Linked DNA regions of Homo sapiens: region 2 is linked to region 1. Evidence: chromatin loops called from intact Hi-C (ENCODE). Cell type or tissue: dorsolateral prefrontal cortex. All regions are shown on one strand. Each heading gives the region's core, and the rest is flanking DNA. Links, peaks and the distances in the headings are about the cores only. Region 1 overlaps ANKS3 (ankyrin repeat and sterile alpha motif domain containing 3). Region 2 overlaps C16orf89 (chromosome 16 open reading frame 89).

Evidence for each region. Peaks named below come from ENCODE experiments on the same cell type or tissue, not always from the same donor. Only the 100,000 strongest peaks of a DNase experiment are listed, where the experiment ranks them.
Region 2: it touches region 1 in a loop (2.1-fold over the local background); 1 of 110 quality-filtered maps calls a loop at or near these places.

Annotation. Positions count from the first base shown.
Region 1 is chr16:4,705,613-4,708,532 of GRCh38, forward strand. All of the region lies in intron 7 of ANKS3 (ankyrin repeat and sterile alpha motif domain containing 3), which reads right to left. Among named protein-coding and RNA genes, the nearest start is that of NUDT16L1, 14 kb to the left of the region's middle. In dorsolateral prefrontal cortex, for the core only: no CTCF peak of the experiment used is centred there; a DNase peak (open chromatin) is centred at 1,449; H3K27ac peaks cover 1,876 bases.
Region 2 is chr16:5,054,995-5,057,914 of GRCh38, forward strand. It overlaps C16orf89 (chromosome 16 open reading frame 89), which reads right to left. Exons shown (of 8, transcript NM_001098514.3): 5 at 1,059-1,194; 6 at 252-356. Among named protein-coding and RNA genes, the nearest start is that of C16orf89, 9.5 kb to the right of the region's middle. In dorsolateral prefrontal cortex, for the core only: a CTCF peak has its summit at 1,575 (motif pointing right); no DNase peak of the experiment used is centred there.

The DNA of each region.
Region 1 (2,920 bases), core at 182-2,681:
TGCCACCATGCCCAGTGTTTTTTTTCTTTTCTTTTTCAGTAGACACAGGCTTTTGCCATGTTGGCCAGGCTGGTCTCAAACTCCTGATCTGCCTGCCTTGGCCTCCCAAAGTGCTGGGATTACAGGCATGAGCCACCATGCCCAGCCAGGAGTTTATTATCTCTGTTGGGGTTTGCCAAATTGTTCATAAGTCTGTATTGTTCATAATCAGAAATTCTGTTCTAATTTGAATAAGTAAAACCCATCTCTTCATTAAAATATATGGTAATATAAGTCACAACTACTTTTTCCTAATCCCTTCCTTTGGAAACAACTTTTTTTTTTTTCTTTTGAGAAGGAGTTTTGCTCTTGCTGCCCAGGCTGGAACTTCCGCCTCCTGGGTTCAAGCAATTCTCCTATCTCAGCCTCCCGAGTAGTTGGGAATTATAGGCAGATGCCACCATACCCAGCTAATTTTTATATTTTAGTAGAGATGGGGTTTCATCATATTAGGCTGGTCTTGAACTCCTGACCTCAGGTGATCCACCCACCTCAGCCTCGCAAAGTGCTGGGATTATAGGCACGTTACCACTGTGCCCGGCTGGAAACAACTTATTAAGCAATTCTGTATTTTCTTTTTTTTTTCTTTATTTTTTTGAGACGGAGTCTTGCTCTGTCACCCAGGCAGGAGTGCAATGGTGCGATCACGGCTCACTGCAAGCTCCACCTCCTGGGTTCACGCCACTCTCCTGCCTCAGGCTCCCAAGTAGCTGGGACTACAGGCACCCGGCCACCATGCCCAGCTAATCTTGTTTTTGTATTTTTAGTAGAGACGGGGTTTCACCATGTTGGCCAGGCTGGTCTCGATCTCCTGACCTTGTGATCCGCCCACCTTGGCCTCCCACAAAGTGCTGGCATCACAGGAGTGAGCCACAGCGCCCAGCCACAATTTTGTATTTTCTAAAGCATGGCATGTGTTTGCTATGATTATAAACTGTTTCAAATCACTTCCCAGTCTGAGCTTTCAGAGCTCAAACCAGAGCTTTTATTATTTTGTAGCTTTTCAGTTTTTCATATTTGATTTGTATAAGGCTCTGATCTGATTCTACTTTTAAGAGATACGTGAGTTGTATACAGGAGGAAATGATGAGATCTCCTTGTGGAGTGGGTAAGCTGGGGCAGAAATGAAGGGAAAGGTCCTTTGCATTACCACCTGAGCTGTGTTTATTATGAAACAATCCCAATGCCAGGGAAGAGGCTGGGCTGAGCCTGACACTGAGAAAGGAGCTGCTCGCTCAGGTGCAAACTGACAGGACAACTCAGGGCAGGCCAGCAAAGAGGGAGAGCTCAGGCCCTGAACGTGGGCCACTCTGTCCTTCCCCATGACGAGGCTCAAGCTCTGGCGACTGAGCTAGCCATATGGACACACACCTCCTCACACTCAAAGATCTATAGCACTCCAGGGAGACTGTGCTTCCATCCAAGCTGAAGGGGAGGGAGCTGTAAGACAAATGCAAAGAGGCAGCAATAAGCAAGGGAACGGCAGCTGCGTGAATCTCAGCACCCAACACACCCTCAGAGCAGCTTAAAAAGAACAGGCAGATGGAAACCACAAAAGAGCCAGGGCTGCAATCCTGCTATCAACGTGGAATTCAGGGCAAAACACATTAAATATGACACGGAAGGACACTTTTTTTTTTTTTTTTTTGAAACAGAGTTTCACTCCGTCACCTAGGCTGGAGTGCAGTGGCACAATCTCGGCTCATTGTAACCTCCGCCTCCCGGGTTCAAGTGATTCTCCTGCCTCAGCCTCCCGAGTAGCTGGGATTGTAAGTATGTGCCACCATGCCTGGCTAATTTGTGTATTTTGAGTAGAGACAAGGTTTCACCATGTAGGCTGGACTGGTCTCGAACTCCTGACCTCAGGGGATCTGCCCGCCTTGGCCTCCCAAAGTGCTCGGATTACAGGTATGGGCCATGCCCAGCCAGAAGGACACTTCTAATACTAAAAGCCATAATTCACAGTGAATCTATAACAAGTTATGAAAATCTGTCACCAAAAAATGCACCAACTTCCTTCATAAATCAGAAACACGCTAATAGGTAATTTTGTAGAAAATGAACTAAGAGTACATAATCCTAAATAAGATAGACTCACAGATATGCTAAACTGTATACAGATAATAGAGAATACAACTTCTCAAGCAAAACACGGAACACTAAAAAATATTGATCAGGGCCGGGCGCGGTGGCTCACGCCTGTAATCCCAGCACTTTGGGAGGCCGAGGTGGGCGGATCACTTGAGGTCAGGACTTCAAGACCAACCTGGCCAACATGGTGAAACCCTGTCCCTACTAAAAATACAAAAAAAAATGAGCCAGGCGTGGTGGCAGATGCCTGGAATCCCAACTACTCGGGAGGCTGAGGCAGGAGAGTCGCTTGAACCTGGGAGGCAGAGGTTGCAGTGAGTCAAGATCGCACTTGGGCACTCCAGCCTGGGTGACAGAGTGAGACTACATCTGAAAAAAATATATATATATATAGATAGATCAGTAGATGATAAATAAGATGACAAGGAAGTTATGTAAATGTAAGAATTATAAACACTCTCTGATCAGACACATTAAAGTTAATCAGAATAACATGAGAAATTAATTGCAAGATCAAAAAGGCCCTTCCATCTAGAAATTAACAAACAAAAACAATCATAATACTTCTATTAGACAACTCCTGGGTGAAGGAGAAAATATAAATAAAAATTACAGAATTTCTAAAAATAACAAGGAAAGTATTAAATACAGAACCCCCAGAATACACTTAAAGCAGCAATCAGCAAAAATTCACAGCCTCTAACATTTAGCAACAAAAGGGCAACAATGAAAATGAAAGAAGTTTCCAACTCAAAAAACTAGAACAACAAAGTAAGCCAAATAAAAATAA
Region 2 (2,920 bases), core at 168-2,667, 350 kb after region 1:
TGGGCTTGTTAATGCAGCTGTAGGGGCCAACACCTTCCAATAAGACGGCCTCCTGTCTTGCCACATTTTGGCTTCCAAGGCTCCGAGCCCGTTTCTCCTTGTGTGTACACGTCTGTGTGTGTGCACCTGTAGGTTACAAATCCCTTGGCAACCTTAACACCAATGCATTGTTCCCACACCTGGCCTAGAAACTCAGAGCCACCCCCACCCCCACTGCCCCCCTTCTTAGCCAGGGCAGCAGCGCAGCTCACCAGGCTCCCCGAAGCATCCTTCCTGCTGTTTCTGCCAGCTGAGAATGGCCTCCAGCCACCGGAGCTTGTAGAAGTCGGAGAAGCCGCCCATTCCACAGAACATGACTGGAAGTAAAGACGGGGGCCCTCTGCAGGCCTGCCCCCCAGGCCCACCTCCTCCCACTCCCCAGGGCTGCCACGGTGCCACCTGCCTTCATCTGCCTGGGTTAGGCTTAGGAGGTGGGCGTTCAATGCAGAGGAGGGAAGGAGGCAGCTTGAGCCTTTGCCTGACCAACTAGGGGCTCCCATGCTTGTGTCCCGCCTCCCACTGAGGGCCTTGGTCAGGGCTGCTCCAAAGTCAGGATCAGTGGAGGAGTTTGGACACCCCAGCCAGCTAGCAGCCTCCCAAGCGCTCCCTGTCTGCCTCATCCATAAGGCTTTGTGGGTCTGTCTGCCAGTCACCTGGTCCATCTGTGTAGAGCTCCGTCACTGGGGCAGCCTTTGGGGGCAGGAAACTGTCACACAGTGGCAGGTAAAATACAGGATGCCCAGTTACATTTGAGTTTTCGATAAACAATGAATATAATTTTTGAGTGTAAGTATATCCCATGAAATAGTTGGGATAAACTTATACTAAAAATGGATTCATTGCTTATCTGAAGTTCAAATTTAACTGAGCACTCTGTATTTTTACTTGCTTAATCTGGCAACTCCGTGTGTGTGTGTGTGTGTGTGTGTGTGTGTGTGTGTGTGTGTGTGTGTGTGTGTGTGTGTGTTGGTGGGGGGACACCCTGTTCCTTTGCCCCGGGGGCAGAATGCTGGCCATACTGTTTTCCATGAAGATGTCCCGGGTAGGGTAGGCGTATCCGATGGCCTCAGCTCTGCGGTTCAAGTCCATCATGTTGGCGCAGAAGAGGTTGATATAGTCCTGGCTCTGTTGGAGTGGTCCCTGTGTGCACCCCCTCTGGGGAGACAAACACCCAAAGACAAGGGAGTCAGTGGTACAGATGACAGACACACGCCCTGCTATGGGAAAGTCTTGCAGTTCTGAGACGGTCTTGCAAGGGGCTGTGTTTAGGGCTGTGTTTAGGGCAGGTCTTTTTCTCCTTTTCGCAGGATTTCTTCCCCATGCACACCCCCAGCCTGCTGGGTTCGAGATCCAGCTCTGCCACTTAGGAGCAAACCACTTGGTTTGCTAAAGTAACCTTTCTGAGCCTCAAGAGTTTTTATCAGGAAAGGGCGAGGCCTCTAGAAACGGCACCAGAGGGGCTCTCGTAGGGGGATGACACAGCTGGGAAGTGCCCAATGTGATGCCTGGGCCACTAGGAGGTGCTCTGTGACCGATCGCGGGGGCAATGCAATGTACAACGAGCCTGAACCCGCGGGCAGCTTCAGTGCTACTCAAAGTGTGGGCCAAGAACCGGGCTGGTGACTCCCCACACTGGGAGAGAAGAACAAGAGTTGACAGCAGGCTTTAGACACTTCTGTAGCAGTGGTCAGAGTTACTTTCCACCTGCTGAATCTAATGATCAAAATAATTCCCTTGTAATATGGTTTTTATTGTATTTATAAAAATATTGGGCTGTCACAGCTTGCAGAGAAATAATAATTTTTAAATTCTGTTGAACAAAAACAGAGAGTGTCTCCTCAGCTAAGGATTTCTGGACACTGAATCACATTGTTTTTTGAATGAAGATAATGAACCCTACCTTTCTGTATGAAGAAATATATATGGCCAGGCACAGTGGCTCATGCCTCTAACCCCAGCACTTTGGGAGGCCGAGGCGGGTGGATCACGAGGTCCGGAATTCAAGACCAGCCTGGCCAACATGGTGAAACCCCATCTCTACTAAAAATACAAAAATTAGCTGGGCATAGTGGGACGTGCCTGTAATCCCAGCTACTTGGGAGGCTGAGGCAGAGAATTGCTTAAATCCGGGAGGCAGAGGTTGCAGTGAGCTGAGATCGTGCCACTGCACTCCAGCCTGGGCAACAGAGTGAGACTCCATCTCAAAAAAAAAAAAAGAAGGAAAAGAAATATACATATATATATGTATATATATATGTGTATATATATATATAGTGGTATATATATACATAGTGGTGTATATATATAGTGGTATATATAGTGATTATATATATCGTGATATATATATAGTGGTATATATATAGTGGTATATATATAGTGGCATATATATATAGTGTGTATGGTAGTATATATATAAAGAAAAGAAATATATATACTGGTGTGTGTGTATATATATATATATGCCACCATATATATATTTTTCTTTTTCTATTTTTTTATATGTATATATATAGAGAGCGGCATATATATATATAGTGGCATATATAATGTAGTAGCATGATCTCAGCTCACTACAGCCTCTGCCTCTCTGGTTCAAGCGATTCTCCTGCCTCAGCCTCCCGAGTAGCTGGAATTACAGGTGCATGCCACTATGCCCGACTAATTTTTGTATTTTTAGTAGAGACGGGATTTTACCATGTTGGCCAGGCTGGTCTCGAACTCCTGATCTCAAGTGATCCACCCACCTCAGCCTCCCAAAGTGCTGGGATTACAGGTGTGAGCCACCGTGCCCGGCCTCATTCATTTGTTTTTGTTTACAGAGTTCTTTCTGATGATTCTCTTTTATTCTCTCTTTCTCTCTCTCGTTGTGTTTTTCTGATGC